Linked DNA regions of Homo sapiens: region 2 is linked to region 1. Evidence: chromatin loops called from intact Hi-C (ENCODE). Cell type or tissue: PC-3. All regions are shown on one strand. Links, peaks and the distances in the headings refer to the core of each region. The heading gives the core; the rest is flanking DNA. Region 1 overlaps TMEM117 (transmembrane protein 117). Region 2 holds the start of LOC124902922 (a long non-coding RNA gene).

Region 1 (8,340 bases), core at 311-8,310:
GTACAGAATTCTAGGTTTTTTTCTAGAAAAAAGAGTTCCTTTCTCTCAACCCTTTATTACAATAGTCCCTCCTATCTGTAGGGGATACATTCTAAGACTTCTAGCGGATGCTTGAAACTGAGGATAGTACCAAGCCCTGTATATACTATTGTTATGGTTTGGCTGTGTCCCACTCAAATCTCATCTTGAATTGTAACTCCCACAATTCTCATTCCAAGTGGAAGTAATTGAATCATACATGGAGGTCTTTCTGTTGCTGCTCCTGTGATAGTGAATAAATGTCATGAGATCTGATGGTTTGATAAAGAGGAGGTCTCCTGCACAAGCTCTCTCTGTTTGCCTGCTCCCATCCATGTAAGACGTGACTTGCTTCTCCTTGCCTTCCGTCATGATTGTGAGGCCTCCCCAGCCATGTGGAATTGTAACTTAATTAAACCTCTTTTTCATCCTAGTCTTGAGTATGCCTTTATCAGCAGCATGAAAATAGAGTAATATAACTATATTCCTTACTATACATACATACATACATATGTATGACCAAGTTTATTTTATAAGTTAGGCATAGTAAGATATTAATAATATTAATGAAATAGAATAATTACAACAATATACTGTAATAAAAGTTATGTAAACATAGTTTCTCTCTCAGAATATCTTATGGTGTTATACCAAACTTCGTTTTGTTGTCTGTTCTCTGATAAGTGAGAAGACTATTAAGTGACTATATACATTTATAGCATATAAACATATATACACTGGACAAAGAGATGATTCACTTCCCAGGAGGGATGGAATGGGATGGTGTGAGATTTCTTCACACTACTTAGAATGGTGCATAGTTTAAAACTTATGAATTATTTATTTGTAGAATTTTTCATTTAATATTTTCAGACCACTGTTGACAGAGGGCAACTGAAATCGTGGAAAGCAAAACCATGGATAAGGGGGACACTGTATTTCACCCCAGTCTCTTTTTATTGCGTGGTTTCTGAGGGGAAGTTGGATATATTTCTTATCTTTTTTCCTTTATATGTAAGGTGTTTTTTTCCCTCTGGTTTTCTTTTAAGATTTTTTTCCTTATCTTTGATTTTCTGCAGTTTGAATACAATTTGCCCAGGTGTTATGTGCTTTTTTTGGTACTTGTTCTGCCTGGTGTTCTGTGAGCATCGTGGAGCTGTGGTTTGTTGTCTAACATTAATTTGGAAAAATTCTCAGTCATTGTTGCTTCAAATATTGTTTCTGTTTTTGTTTTTTTTTTTTCTGTTGCTTCTTTTTCTGATATTCCCATTACACAGTTATACCTTTCATGGTTAACCCACGGTTCTTATATATTCCTTTTTATTTTCTTTTTTTTTCCTCTTTGCTTTTTAGTTTTGGAGATTTCTATTGACATATTCTCAAAAATAAAAGTTCCGATATTTTTTTCCTCAGTCATGTCCAATCTATTAATGAGCCCATCAAAAGCATTCTTCATTTCTGATCCACTTGTTTTGATCTGTAGCATTTAAAAAAAATCCTTTCTTAGAATTTCATCTTTCTGCTTATGTTATCCATCTGTTCTTGCAAGTTATTTTTTTCGATAAAAGCCCTTAGCATATTAACGATAGTTTTTAAACATTCCTGGTCTGACAATTCCAACATTCCTGGCATATGGGACTCTGGTTCTGATACCAGTTCAGTTTTTTCAAACTGGGGTTTTTGCTTTATAATTGTTTTCCTTGTAATTTCTTGTTGAAAGGAGGACATGATGTACTGGGTAGAAAGAAGTGCACTAAATAGGCCTTCAGTGATGCAGTGGTAGGGTGTGGGGGGAGGGGAAGTCTTTTGTACTCCTCTGATTAGGTATCACACTTTTTTTCTTTTTTCTCTTTCTTTCTTGCTTTTTTTTTTTTTAGACAGGGTCTCACTTTGTCACCCAAGCTCATGTCCAGTAATGGCGTGAACAGGGCTTGCTGCCGCTGCCTTAACCTCCCAGCCTTAAGCGATCCTTCCGCCTCAGCCTCCAAAGTAGCTGGGTCTACAGGCTCACACCACCACACCCTAGCTAATGTTTGTATTTTTTGTAGAGATGGGGTTTCGCCATGTTGCCCAGGTTGGTCTCGAACTCCTGAGGTCAAGTGATCAGCCTGCAGCCTCCCAAAGCGCTGGGATTACAGGTGTAAGTCACCGCGCCCAGTCTAGGTCTCAGACTTTTAATGAGCTTGTGGCCCTGGGCTCTGAACTTCACCAGTGCTTCACAGTTTTTCCCCAACTTAGGCTGGATATGATGGCTAGGGTGGTCTGGAGTTAGGTATTTCCCTTCCCCCAGGTAGGTTAGGCTCTGATAAAATTCCAAGAGGTTAGGGTCTGGAGGGCAGGCCTTGCAAAGAACAGAATATCCTTTCTTTCATATTTCAAATGGTTCCTCTTCCTTCCCCACTGCTGAAAGTACAGGGGAATTTTTCTCTGATAGTCGCTGTGAGGGCCTGGAGATAAGACTCACAGAAGGGTGAGGGTCCTCCGTGGCTGGGTTCCCTGGAGGTTTTAGCTCTCAGACTTGTCCACACCGAGCCTCCATCAGTTTATCAATTGCAGCTCAGATTTATGTACCTCAGCATTGGTTCCTGAAGAGGTTTCTGCTCATGAATTCCTCCTTTGGTAAGTTGTGATTCTCTGTATTTGCCTGTCTGTCTCTCCAATTTGTGGTGTAGGGTTTGCCCTAAGACTTCACTTCACTGACAGATCTAAGAAGAGTTGTTGATTTTTCAGATCACTCAGCTGTTTGCTTGCTGTTAGGATGGAGTGGCAACTTCTAAACTCCTGACATGTTGGAGTGGATACTGGAAGTTGAAAAAGGGTTTGAAACCTAACAAACTTTCAGGGGAGGGGCATAGGGAGAACAATAGACACCTCAGATACAACTGTGGACTAGAGAAGGAAAGACTTGTGTCCTTTTCACGGTGAAGCCTGGGCAGTGGGAAGCCGTATTCAGAAGTCCCCCTGTCCCCCACAGCACAAAAGCAATAGAGCTGAACTGGCTCTAGGTAGATAGGCCATTGCAGGTAGACGGGCCATGGCAACCTTGCAGAGTTCCAGTCACCCCACTGTGGTGCAGAGAATAACAGAATCATTTTATCTTTGTCACTGAGGGTGGTATGGACATGCTCCCTCAGCAGACCTGATGAGGCCTTGGGGTTAGGATGAGGGGGATAAGATGAGATTGAAAGATGAAGCTGATGACTGTAGGCCAGGTGCCTGAGGAGCTGAGTTTCTCATAACCTAACATGAAGTGTCTGCTTCCAGAGAGGATATGAGCCCGAGGTAGAAATAGCTGGGGTATGTCCTGAGAATTTCTAACATGTTCCCAGGTGATGCTGATGCTCCTAAATCTGGGATAACACTTTGAAAACCACTGCATTGTTTTATTCCAAACTTCCTAACCTCCTATTATTTGTTAAGTATAAGTAGATCTATGCATAATCAAAAGATACGTTACACTACCCAATTCCACAGGTGGTGTACTCTCTTGTACTATATGGTTAATCACCTAGATGTAGCAAGGAAAATGAACACTGGTATCTCCCATCTGTTGGTTACTGCTATTTTTTCCCCTTGGTGTTGTGCTTTTATGTTGACACTTTTCTTTCTTTCTTCCTTCATTTTCTTTGTTCTCCTTACTCTGATCTTTCCTTATAGCCTCTATTTGTTGTACCGTTTTTTTTCTATGTTCTGTGAAATACTGTGATCGGTATGTGAAAATAATATCATTTAATTAAGCTTTAAGGCACACTACCTTGCATCTAGCCTGAGAACAGCACAAGCCTGCTGTAATTTCTATGATTGGCCTCACTTAGGAGATTTTATTTGTTGAGAGGCACCTGAAAAACCTTAGCAAACTTGGTTCAGAAAAAAAAAATGGTGGCTACAGTAATAATATATAACTCAGAGATTTGAGACACAGATGATGTAGTTACCATAGGAAATTTTTTTCCTCTTTGGCTGTTATTACTCGTACTGTCTACAAGATCTGTCCAAGAACAGTGTATCATCTAAAAGAGGGGATGCTGGACTTAAAAAAATAAGTGAAAAAGAAAATTTAAATTAGAAGTCTTAAGTCAGTCATTGTATCCATATTGATATTCTTAACTGAAAAAGAACAAAACCCAGGAAGGCTTTTATTTATCGATTCCATGAAGAACATATTTCTTTTGTGTCATGGTGATCAGTGATTTTTGAATATATATATCTATAATATACTCAAATAAGATTTCTTGGTATTTTTTGGACTTAAAATTTTTGGATTGTATGATTCTGAGACTTACATGCATATGTTCATCTCATAAGATGGAAAAGCTTTTGCTCAAATTTTTTTTTGTCCATGTTGAAATGAGAATTAAAATCGCTAGAGGGCACTGTGGATAAGCATTTGTAGCAAAGATACCTATAGGAGCTAGAACTTGCCAGAATTTAGTTGTACAGGAAGTCCTCAATTACCGACATGTACTGGTCCAAAAATGTGCTTATAAATTAACTCTTCGGAATTCAGGATTCAGAGTGTATTTTCCTAATAGAAACAATAAAATAAGTAGTAGTATAACAATTTCCCAAGTTGACCTCTAATAGTCTGTTAAATATATATATGACACAGATTTGTTTGTTATGTGAAGGGAAGCAACAATAACAAAAACAAATATTATACACCTCATTGAGATATAATGGGATTTACCAAACAACAAATAAGACTATACAACTCATTTAGATATAATGGGATTTAAGAAAATTTTGATGTAGAGAGTTTTATTTTGGTGTGAACTGGCTTAATTACAAAAACCCACTAGCTTGGAAATATTACAGAGTTGCAATCTCTGTGTCTCAAAAACAAGAATAAAACAAAATACCCAGGAATAAACTGTTAATCTGTGGGTCACCCCCGTTGAATGGATTGATAGCACTACCCCCTCCTCCCAACTCCCTTCAGTTTTTAGTGGAGTGGGGTTCATACGGTTCTGCCTCCCCTGAACCCCACCTGGCTGCTTTGTTCTTATGTCCACTACCTCTCACTACTGCTGCTTCTCCTCCTGGTGCTGTTCAGTGGCATGTTTGGCTTCTTTCCCTTTTCTTTAAAGGCATCCAGATATCCAGCCAGTCCCAGCCTCTGGGTGAAGCCATTCCTCCTAGTTCCAAGCTAGCAAGGGTAATTTAGCACTGTTTGCTTGCAGACCTAACTTTGGGAATTCACTCAGTTCACCTCCCAGGTGGAAACGGGACCATCCCTATGGCCACAGCAGAGTCTCCCTTTCTCCCTGTGTCCCACCTGCCCTAGGAATGGTTCCCCTTTCCTCTTTCTTTCTTCAGCTTTCTTCCGTCTAACTTAATTACTGTTTTGGGATTATTTAATTTTTTTTCTCTAGGGCTTTCACTACGTAAGTCTACATTTCAATCAATGAGTGTTTTAAACTAGATGGGAAACAATACATGACTTGACAGTTAATTTGCCCTGATTTCTTGCCACACTTCCCTTTATTCTTTAGTGGAAATACAAAGTCACAGTTTTCTTTCATCTTTTACGAGCTAATGGGAATGTAGGCAGAGGTCAATGGTGAACAGAGTGCCTGAAGGTTTGTGGATGATGCAAAGTATTGGGAGAGTACCCTGAGCCCCACAAACCACCTTTATAATTTAGGTTGCATCAGTATCACCTGGGTGCCTGCCAAAAATACAGATTCTGTGAGGTGTTAGGTGGGACTCAGAAAAGTGCATTTTAATTAAGTATCCTTGATTATTCTGATGAGTGTTATTCTGGCCACAGATATAAATTGATAAATTATATAATAGTCCCTCCATCCTTAAGCCTCCTTTCAGGCAAATGTGTCATGGATTTTAGAGTGTTATCTTTTGTTTATGGGTTTTTGTTTTAAGGTGGCAAATGTGTCACTATCACCAAGGAGATGGGAAAGGTATGATTACTTTGATTTTTGGTGAGGTTGTGAAAAAATAATGTTTAGTAAAGATGAGCATCAATCTGATCTGCTCATTTAGCAGGATACATGTAGTATTTCCACCTACACTTTTCACAAAAGGAGAAAGCATTATTTATGAAGCCTTCTGTGTGTGTGTGTGTGTGTTTTAGGTGATAAATAATTGAAAGTAAAGGTTGGCATCACTATGCCATATCAAGCTTTTCCTTTTCTTTCTTTCCTTTTTTTTTTTTTTTTTTTGGTGATGAGACAGATGGTATTTTTTTCTATAGATGCCAAAAAAGGAAAAACCCCAAACCCACCAAGTCTCACAGTTGTGGAAAGAAATCTTATATGATTTCTAAAAGCAAGGATCTGCTGGCCCTCCTCTTACCCCAAAGACTAGGGACCATGAATCACTTGGAAAATAGATTTGTGTATTCTGAGTGCTTGTCACTGGGTTGGCTAACTTAGAGGGGTTTTTAGTTGAAACCAGGGCTTTCTAAGTATGCACTTGATAAGCATGTAAGAAGTAAGAACAAAATATATCCAGCTGATTAATAATGATATATTTCAAATATACTGGTGTTTAAATGGATATTAGACACTATGTTACCCTCTCCACCACTTCAAAATATTATAACATTTTAGGCTTTATAGTCTTTCATGACATCAAAGGTAATGTTATTATTTAAATAGAATAAGGACATCTGTTTTAGAAAGAGAAAACAGGTTCTTCAATGTGTGTTTTGGCTAGGCAAATGATAGCAGAAAAAACCTCTAATGCATCATTTTTAAATAGATCATTGAAATGACAGAGTTTTGATTTTTTTCAATGTTCTTTTTAACATCTGACAAGTCTAAGTACTTCTGTCTACATAAGTCACATACTAATTAGTAATTAACCACTGTTATTTAATTAGACTCTCTAGTTGGTACATCATGCATTGATCACTCCCAATTTGGTATGTGCTGGCTGCTCTTGGTGACTAGGCCACTCTGCTGGGGTTCATTTCATGCTGTGTGTTGCAGCTGTGCCCAGACACAACCTTTTTCTGCCTTTGTCTTGAAATTAGATAAGAAACATAAAAATGTGGAGAATTGAACTAACTCTAGTTAGTCAACTAGATTTCCAAAATGGTTACAAAAGGCAAAAGTGAATTTTTGCTGATTGAATGAAAAAAGGACTCTTTCGTTCAAAAATTCATTTTTTTCTCCTTTTTTATGCTTCAGATTTTCTTTCAGATGATTTGATAATGATATGTATGCTTTAAGGAAAGGTCAAAATTATATTTTAGACCTACTGAATTTGCAAGTGTTCTAAGCATGCAATAAAAACATGTAAAATCTCTACACTATATTAGATGAAACACATTTGAAGTAATTTTAATTAGAAATGGCCAAAGTAATTTAGAGACAATTGTTTTAATAAAAATGGTACATTTCTTAGATTATGAAACTAACTTTTTGCACTGTTTATTCCATTGGTTGTTACATAAATGGAGACTTCTGCTATTATGAATTCCTTAAACCACATAGTATGTCTTAAGCAACTCCTAGGACCTTATCAATATTTTATCCAGAAAGTACTCTTGATAATTAACTCTACTGTTTTTATTTTTCTTTTTTTCTTTTTCTTTCTTTTTTTTTTTTTTAGAAGAAGTCTTGCTCTGTCGCCAGTCTGGAGTGCAGTGGCGCAATCTTGGCTCACTGCAACCTCCGCTTCCCAGGTTAAAGCAATTCTCCTGCCTCAGCCTCCCGAGTAGCTGGAATTACAGGCACACACCACCACACCTAGCTAATGTTTGTATTTTTAGTAGAGATGGGGTTTCACCGTGTTGGCCAGGATGGTCTTGATCCGCCTGCCTCAGCCTCTCAAAGTGTTGGGATTACAGGCATGAGCCACTGTGCCCAGCCGATTAACTCTACTCTTGTAGCTGCACTCAACCCTAAGTGGACTTCACCTAAGTCAGTGGTTCTCAGCTCTGGGCAGAGGCCAGGGAAGGAGGAGATTTATGTATTCAAATTGCCTATAGAGTTTTTTGCTTGTTTAGTTGTGTTTTTGTATGAAAGAATGTTGTCTGGGGTGGGGCTTTATGATGAATGGCAGCCATCTAGTGTGACCAGACCATCATTTTCCCAGGATATGATGCACACAAAATCCTGAGACAAAGACCATCTCAGGCAAGTCCTGTAGAGCAGGTTGCGCACTTCCCTGAAAAGACTAGTCACAGTCAATTCTCACTCCCCAGGAGACCCATTGTAGTTTCACAGAAACGCTCACTTACAGCAGCCCTGACAGAGTGGCAGAGGGAGAAACAGAGGCTTCAGGAGGGTACTGGCTCATTCAAATCTGCACCATTAATAAGCACTGGAAGTAGGACCAGGTTTCAGATCTTTAGCT
Region 2 (8,340 bases), core at 289-8,288, 300 kb after region 1:
GGAGGCGGAGGTTGGGGTGAGCTGAGATTGCACCATTGCACTCCAGCCTGAGCAACAAGAGCGAAACTCCGTCTCTCACAAGCACACAAAATAATCACCGGAACCTTTACAGAGATGTGAGTTCTCTGGATCAGAAGAGCTCCAGGAGTTTCTTGTTTAGTAAGTGGGTAATGGTGCCTGGGATATATGTTCCTTTAAATCATTACAGATGATTCTTGCAATCATAGTTACCTGCATTAGAAGCACCTGGGTTCTGCTTAAAAATGCAGATTCTTGGGTCTTCCTCTTACATCTAGTAGTATGAGAATCACTAGGGGATTCTGCCTGGAAATACGAGTTTAAAATTAGACTATGATTTCTCAGCTCTCATGTAACTCTGGTAATAAGTGAATGTTTGCTATTGCTTTGATCAGATGGCTGTACATGACAGAACTGCAAGAAAATTCTAAACTGCTAGATGATAGTCTCAGTTTATTGCATTTGAAGATGTTTGGGGAATTGTTCAGAATTTTGAATTTCTCCTATAAAACTATATCACTACTGTTGTGTATTTGTGGAAAGCTGAAAAATAAAACTAAATATATTCTGGATACATTTTTCTCAATTTTTATGTGAGTATATATATATATGTATATACATATATGTATGCTGAAAACGATATTTATATCTGAGAGATTACCGTTTGTTCAACCTTTGATTTCAGTAGCTGAGTACATTCATTTGGCAAGTCGAATAAGGTCTAAAGCAGAGAAACAGCAGGAAATCAAGGAGGTACATATATCTCAGTTTTATAACAAAATAAATTTACACACAAAAATGTGTCTAGAAAAAAGATAAGTAGTTGTTTATAATCCCTTCCTGGGCCTTCTAAAGAGGGTGAATGCCAAGAAAGATCTTTTGTTTTAATGAATAGGGTGGTGGGTGTAGATGCAAACTGGAGAAGCTCAGGAACCTAGGTGAGTATTCCTGCCTATGCAGAAGGTTGAGAAGACTTGTTATGGGGAAAGAAAGAGGGAGGACGTAGAGATGACAGCTGCCACAGCCAACAGAAATTGTAACAGAGAGGATTTTCAAAACAATTTTGCTGTATTATACATAATGTTACATCTTACATCCAGCTTCAGCTTCCCAATAAATTTTCAGTTAATATTAAATATATATATGTATATATATATGTATATATGTGTATATATGTATATATATATGTATATATGTGTATATATGTATATATATGTATATATGTATATATGTATATATATGTATATATGTATATATGTATATATATGTATATATGTATATATATGTATATATATGTATATATGTATATATATGTGTATATATATATGTGTGTATATATATATATATATTTTTCCTCCCATTCTTTTGGCATTTGATGGCCAGGTCAATCCTCCTCTTTACATGCCAGATGGGTTTCTGGGCAAGAGCCAGGGGAAGGAAAAGGTCATGGAGGCCAAGGTACATTATTTTTCTTAATAATTTCAACTTTTATTTTAGATTCAGGAGGTACTTGTGCAGGTTTGTTACATGAGTATATTGTGTGATGCTGATGTTGATGAATGATCCTATGAATGATCATAGGATGATGATCCTATCATCTATGGTGTGCATCATCCTATCACCTAGGTAGTGAGCATAGTACCCAATAAGTAGATTTTCAGTTTTTCAGCCCTTGTCCCTTCCCTTCCCTCTCTAGTAATCCCCAGTATCTCTTGTTGCCATCTTTATGTTCATATGTACCCAATGTTTAGCTCCCACTTATAAGTGAGAACATGCAGGATTTGGTTTTCTGTTCCTATGTTAATTTACTTAGGATGACGGCCTTCAGATGAATCTATGTTGCTGCAAAGGACATGATTTTTTCTTTTTCATGGCTGTGTAATATTCCAGGGTGTACATGCATCACATTTTCTTTATCCAATCCACCGCTGTTGGGCCCTTAGATTGATTCCATGTCTTTTGCTATTGTGAATAGCTCTGTGATACATATGTGAGTGCACATGTCTTTTTGGTGATGGAATGATTTATTTTTTATTGAGTATATACCCAGTGATATGATTGCTGAGTTGAATGGTAGTTCTGTTTAAGTTCCTTGAGAAATCTCCAAATTGCTTTCCAAAGGGGCTGAACTAATTTACATTCCTACCGTCAGTACATAAACATTCCCTTTTCTCTGCAGCCTCATCAGCATCTGTTATTTATTTTTATAATAGCCATTCTGACAGATGTGAGATGGTATCTCATTGTGGTTTTGATTTGCATTTCTCTGATGATTAGTGATGATGAGCATTTTTTCATAAGCTTGTTAGCTCCTTGTATGTCTTTTGTTTTTGAGAAGTGTCTGTTCATGTTCTTTTGCCCACTTTTAGATGAGATTATATGTGTTTTGCTTGTTAAGTTGTTTAAGTATATTACAGATTCTGGATATTAAACCTCTGTTGGATGCATAATTTGCAGATATTTTCTCCAATACTGTGAGCTGTCTGTTTACTCTGCTTTTCATTTTGCTGTACGAAAGCTCTTTATTTAATTAGGTCTCACTTGTCAATTTTTGGCTTTGTTGCAGTTGCTTTTGAGGACTTAGTCATAAGTTCTTTGCCAATCCTGTTATCTACAATGTTATTTTCTAGGTTTTCTTTTATGATTTTTATAGCTTGAGATTTTACATTTAAATCTTTAATCCCATCTTGAGTTAGTTTTTCTATATGGTGAAAAGTAGGGGGACAGTTTCATTCTTCTGCATATGACTATCCAGTTATCTCAGCACCATTTATTACATATGGAGTTCTTTCCTTATTGCTTATTTTTGTTGACTTTGTCAAAGGTCAGATGGCTGTAGGTGTGCAGCTTGTTTCTGGGTTCACTTTTCAGATCTATTATTCTGTCTGTCTGTTTTTGTACCAATATCATGCTGTTTTGATTACTGTAGCCATGTAGTGTAGTTTGAAGTCAGGTAGTGTGATGCCTCTGGCTTTGTTCTTTTTGCTTAGCATTGCTTTGGCTATTCAGGCTCTCTTTTGGTTCAATATGAGTTTTAGAATAATTTTTTATAATTCTGTGAAAAAAGACATTGATAGTTTGAAGGAATAGTGTTGAATCTGCAGATTACTTTGAGCAGTATGGACGTTTTAATGACATTAATTCTTTCAGTCTATGAGCATGGAATGTTTTTCCATTTGTGTCATCTCTGATTTTTTTCAGCAGTGTTTTGTAGTTCTCCTTGTAGAGATATTTTATATCCTTAGTTGGTTGTATTCCTAGGTACTTTTTTGTGTGGGTGGGTATTGTAAGTGAGATTATGTCCTTGATTTGGCTCTCAGCTTGAACCTCTTTGGTGTATAGAAATGGTACTGATTTTTATATGCTGATTTTGTGTCCTGAAACTTTACTAAAGTTGTTTATCTGGTCTAGGAGCCTTTGGCAGAGGCTTTAGGGTTTTCTAGGCATAGAATCATATTGTCTGCAAAACTGAGATAGTTTGACTTGCTCTTTTCCTATTGATGCGTTTTATTCTTTCTCTTGCCTGATTGCTCTGGCTAGGACTTCCAACACTATGTTGAATAGGGTTGGTAACAGGATCCTTGTCTTGTTCCAGTTCTCATGGGGAATACTTCCAGCTTTTGCCCAGTCAGAATGATGTTGACTGTAGATTTTTTATAGATGACTCTTATTTTTTTGATGTATGTTCCTTCAAGGGCTTATTTGTTGAGGTTTTATAATGAAGGGAGGTTGGATTTTATCAAAAGCCTTTTATACTTCTATTAAGATGATCATACAGTTTTGGTTTTTAATTCTGGTTTTGTGGTGAATCACATTTATTTAGTTTTGTGTGTTGAACCAACTGGCATCTCAGGAATAAAGCCTACTTGATTGTGGTGACTTAACTTTTTGATATGCTGCTGGATTTCATTTGGCAGTTTTTTTTCTTTTTTTGAGGATTTTTGTGTCTATGTTTATCAGGGATATTGGCCTGTAGTTTCTTCTTCTTTTTTTTTTTTTTTTTAAGACAAAGTCTCACTCTGTCGCCAAGGTTGGAGTGCAGTGGCGCAATTTCAGCTCACTGCAACCTCCGCCTCCTGGGTTCAAGGGATTCTCCTGCCTCAGCCTCCTGAGTAGCTGGGACTACAGGCTAGTTTTCTTTTTACATTGTGCCTTTATCAGTTTATGGTATCAGGGTGATACTAGCTTCATAGTATGAGTTAGGCAGGAGCCCATCCTCCTCCATTTTTTGAAATAGTTTCAATAGAATTAGTACGAGCTCTTCTCTGTACATGTAGTAAAATTCAGCTGTGAATCCATCTGATCCAGAGCTTTTTTGTATGTAGGTTTTTTTGACTAATTCAATTTTGTAACTGGGTATTGGTATGTTCAATGTTTCAATTTCTTCCTGATTCACTGTTGGGGCTTGTGTGTTTCCAGGAATTTATCCATTTCTTCTAGAGTTTCTAGTTTGTGTGCATAGAGGTGTTCATAATATTCTCTGAGAATCTTTTGTGTTTCTGTGGAATTGGTTGTAATATCACCTTTGTTGTTTCAAATTGCACTTTTTTGGATCTTCTCTTTTATTTGTTAATCTAGCTAGCAGTCTATCTGTCTTGTTTCGTCTTTCAGAGAGCCAACTTTTGGGTTCATTGATGCTTTGTATGGATTTTGGGGTCTGAATTTCATTCAATTCTGCTCTTATTTTAATAATTTCTTTTCTTCTGCTAGCTTTGGAGTTAGTTTATTCTTAGTTTTCTAGTTCCTCTAGATGTGATACCAAACTGTAAATTTGAGATCTTCCTAACTTCTTGAAGTAGATGTTTAGAGCTATAAATTTTCCTGTCAACACTGTTTTTGCTTCATCCAAGAGATTTTGCTATGTTGTGTTGACTGTTCGTTTCTTTCAAAGAATTTTTTACTTTCTGCCTTAAATTCATTGTTTACCCAAAAATTGTTCAGAGAAAAGTAGTTTAATTTCCAAGTAATTGTGTGGTTTTCAGATACCTTCTTGGTTTTGATTTTATTTGTATTCCACTGTGGTCAGAGCATATGGTGGGTATGATTTCTATTTTTTCTAATCTGTTGAGACTTGCTTTATGGCTGAGCACTATTGTGTGGTGGGCTAAGGCTTTTCATAGATATAGGAGTATTTGTATTATTAATGTGGGTGCTCCGATGTTGGGTGCACATATACTTAGGATTATTAAATCTTCTTGTTGAATTGAACCTTTCATCATTATATAATGTCCTTCTTTTTCCTATTTTATTATTGCTGGCTTAAAGTCTGTTTTATCTGATATAAAAATAGCAATGATATAAAAATAGCAACCCCTGTTCTTTTTTGTTTTCCATTTTCATGATAGATCTTTCTTTCTCCAGTTCTTTACTTTGAGCCTGTAAGTGTCATTTCCTGTGAGAGGGGTCTCTGGAAGACAGGAGACAGACTTTTTAATCCAGTTTACCACTCTCTGTGTCTTCTTAGTGAAGCATTTAGACTATTTTCACTCAAGGTTAATATTGTCATGTGTGGTTTTAATCCTATGGTGAAATTATTAACTGGTTGCTTTGTAGTTCCTGTTATATAATTGCTCTATAGGGTCTGTGAACTATAGACTTACATGTATTTTTGTGGTAGCAGGTATTGTTATTTTGTTTCCATTTTTAAAATTCCCTTAAGGACCTCTTTTAAGCCTGGTCTAATGGAGATACATTCTCTTAGCGTTTTTTTATTGTTGGGGGTGTCTGGAAAACATTGTATTTTTACTTTGCTTATAAAGCTTAGTTTGATGGGATATGGAATTCTTGGTTGAAATTTCTTTCCCTTAAGGATGCTGAAAATAGGCCCCCAATCTCTTCTGGCTTGTAATATTTCAGCTGAGACATATGCTTTTAAATTGATGGGATTCCATTTGTGCATGGTCTGAACTTTTTCTCTAGCTGCCTTTAAGATTTTTTCTTTAGCATTGTCCTTGGGCAGTTTAATGACTATATGCCTTGATGATGTTCTTTTTGTATGGTATCTCACAGGTGTTCTCTGGATTTCTTGTTCCTGGGTGTCTACCTCTTTAAAAATACTAGGGACACTCTTTGTACTATTGCTTCAAATATGTTTTCCAGATTGTTTACTTTTTCTCCTCCTCTCTCAGGAATGCCAGTAATTTATAAATTTGTTTGCTTTACATAATCCCATATTTTTCAGACTTTGTTCATTAAAATTTTTTTTCTTTATTTTAGTCTGACTTGATTAATTCAAAAGACTAGTCTTCTAGCTCTGTAATTCTTTTTCTGTTTGGTGTAGTATATTGATAAAACCTTCAATTGTATTTTGAAATTCTTTAATTGAATTTTTCAATCCTGGAAGCTCTGACTGATTTTCTTTAAAGATGTTTATCTCCTTCTTCATTTCCTGGATTTCTTCAGAAATTTCTTTTTCTTTTTCTTTTTTTTTTTTTTTTTGGCTTTCATCCTTGTCTTGAATCTTGTTGAGCCTCCTTGCAATCCAAGCTTTGCATTCTTAATCCGTCATTTCTGAGTGTCTGTTTTAGTCAGGGACCATTGCTGGAGATCTAGTGTGATCCTTTGGTGGAGTCACAATATTCAGATTTTTCATGGTATGAGAAAAGTTGCACTGGTTCTTTCTCATCTGGAGACACTGGCACTTCTAATTTTTGTAATTATTAATATTTTCATGTGAATAGGATTTTCCCCTTTCTTTCCCTATTATATATATATATATGTTTTTTTTTTTAATTTTTCTTTGTTTTTCTCCCTAGTGGGTGTAACTGTAAAGAATGTTGGCTAGGGTCTTTTGGCTTTGCTTCATTTTTTTGTTTTTGTTTTTGTTTTTGAGACAAAGTTTCACACTTGTTGCCCAGGCTGGAGTGCAAATGGCGCAATCTCAGCTTACTGAAACCTCTGCCTCCAGGGTTCAAGCAATCCTCCTGCCTCAGCCTCCCAAGTAGGTGGGATTACAGGTGCCTGCCACTACACCTGACTAATTTTTTGTATTTTTAGTAGAGACAGGATTTCACCATGTTGGCCAGGCTAGTCTCGAACTCCTGACCTCAGGTGATCCACCAGCCTGGCCTTGGCTTTGCTTCTATAGCCCTATGCACTTCTGTCAGCTGGTTTTATGTTGGACTGTGTGGTTCTACCTACAGGCCAGTAGATGGCACTTATGGGTAAAAGTCAGCTCTGGCCAACGTGAACGGGTATATATTTCAACCTTGTTTACTGGGAGGTCTCTGATGCTGCAGGCAATGGGCTGAACTGTTTAGTGCACAGTGGTCTTAGCTCCCTACTCACCACCACATGAGGGAACCAAGAGAGTAGGGCCTGGACTGGGCAGGCTCACCTACAGCCACTCAATGGCAGGTACTAGCACCAGCACCTAATGCGTGGCCACCTAGCGCCCAGAGGTATGTCTAGGCATGGAGCTTGGTAACCTGCTTGGCCCTAAGTTCTCTGCATGGGGAGGGGTGACGGCCCGAACTCCTAATCCAGTAGAGTGGATGCACCTGGAGATCTTCCTGGGCATGTAGCATAGGGGGCCGTACTGCACCACAGTCTCTCCACAGAAAGTGTGGGGCAACTCAGGCCACTGACCCAGGCAAGGGGGTACTTCAGATGCCTGGAGATATGCCTAAGCATGGAGTGGAGAGGGTCCTGTTACATCACAATCTATGCACAGGAGGGGTGGGAGACTCAGGCTGCTGGTCCATGATAGGAAGTGCTCTGATTGTCTGGAGATCTGCCTGCATGCGTGGAACAGAAGAGGCCCTGCTACACTCTAATCTATGTACGTTAAGGTGAGATGGCTCAGGCTACTAGTCCAGGAGAGTAGGTGCTCTGAATACCTGGAGTTCTGCCTGGATGTGTAGCAGAGAGGGCCCTGCTACACCCTAATCTATCCACAGGAAAGGTAGGGTGGCTAAGGTTGCTGATCCAGGCAACAGGGTGCTCCATCTGCATGGAGATTTGCCTGGGCATGAAGTGGAGAGAATCCTGCTACAAGCCAATTTATGCACAGGAAAGGTGGGGTGGCTCAGGCTGGTAATCCAGAAGAGCAGGTGTTCTCAATGGCCAGAAATCTGCCAGGGTATGGAGCAGAGAGGACCCCACTGCATCCCAGTCTATGCACAGGAAGGGTGGGGCAGCTCAGCCTACTGATCCAGGAGAGTGGGTGCTCTGACTGCCTAGGCATGGAGCAGAGAGGTCTCTGCTGCACCACAATCTAGGCACAGAGAGGGTGGGATGACTCAGGATGCAAATTCATGTAAGTGGGTGCTCCAAATGCCTGGAAATCTGCCTAGGCATGGAGCAGAGAGTGTCCCCTGCACC

Evidence for each region. Hi-C counts contacts between places; a loop is a spot of excess contacts. Peaks named below come from ENCODE experiments on the same cell type or tissue, not always from the same donor. Only the 100,000 strongest peaks of a DNase experiment are listed, where the experiment ranks them.
Region 2: it touches region 1 in a loop (6-fold over the local background); 6 of 110 quality-filtered maps call a loop at or near these places.

The regions. Positions count from the first base shown.
Region 1 is chr12:44,011,149-44,019,488 of GRCh38, forward strand. All of the region lies in intron 3 of TMEM117 (transmembrane protein 117), which reads left to right. Among named protein-coding and RNA genes, the nearest start is that of TMEM117, 180 kb to the left of the region's middle. In PC-3, for the core only: a CTCF peak has its summit at 4,384 (motif pointing right); a DNase peak (open chromatin) is centred at 4,393.
Region 2 is chr12:44,310,564-44,318,903 of GRCh38, forward strand. All of the region lies in intron 6 of TMEM117 (transmembrane protein 117), which reads left to right. LOC124902922 (a long non-coding RNA gene) reads left to right here and starts at 2,327. Exons shown (of 2, transcript XR_007063281.1): 1 at 2,327-8,340. In PC-3, for the core only: a CTCF peak has its summit at 7,175 (motif pointing right); a DNase peak (open chromatin) is centred at 7,158; H3K27ac peaks cover 435 bases.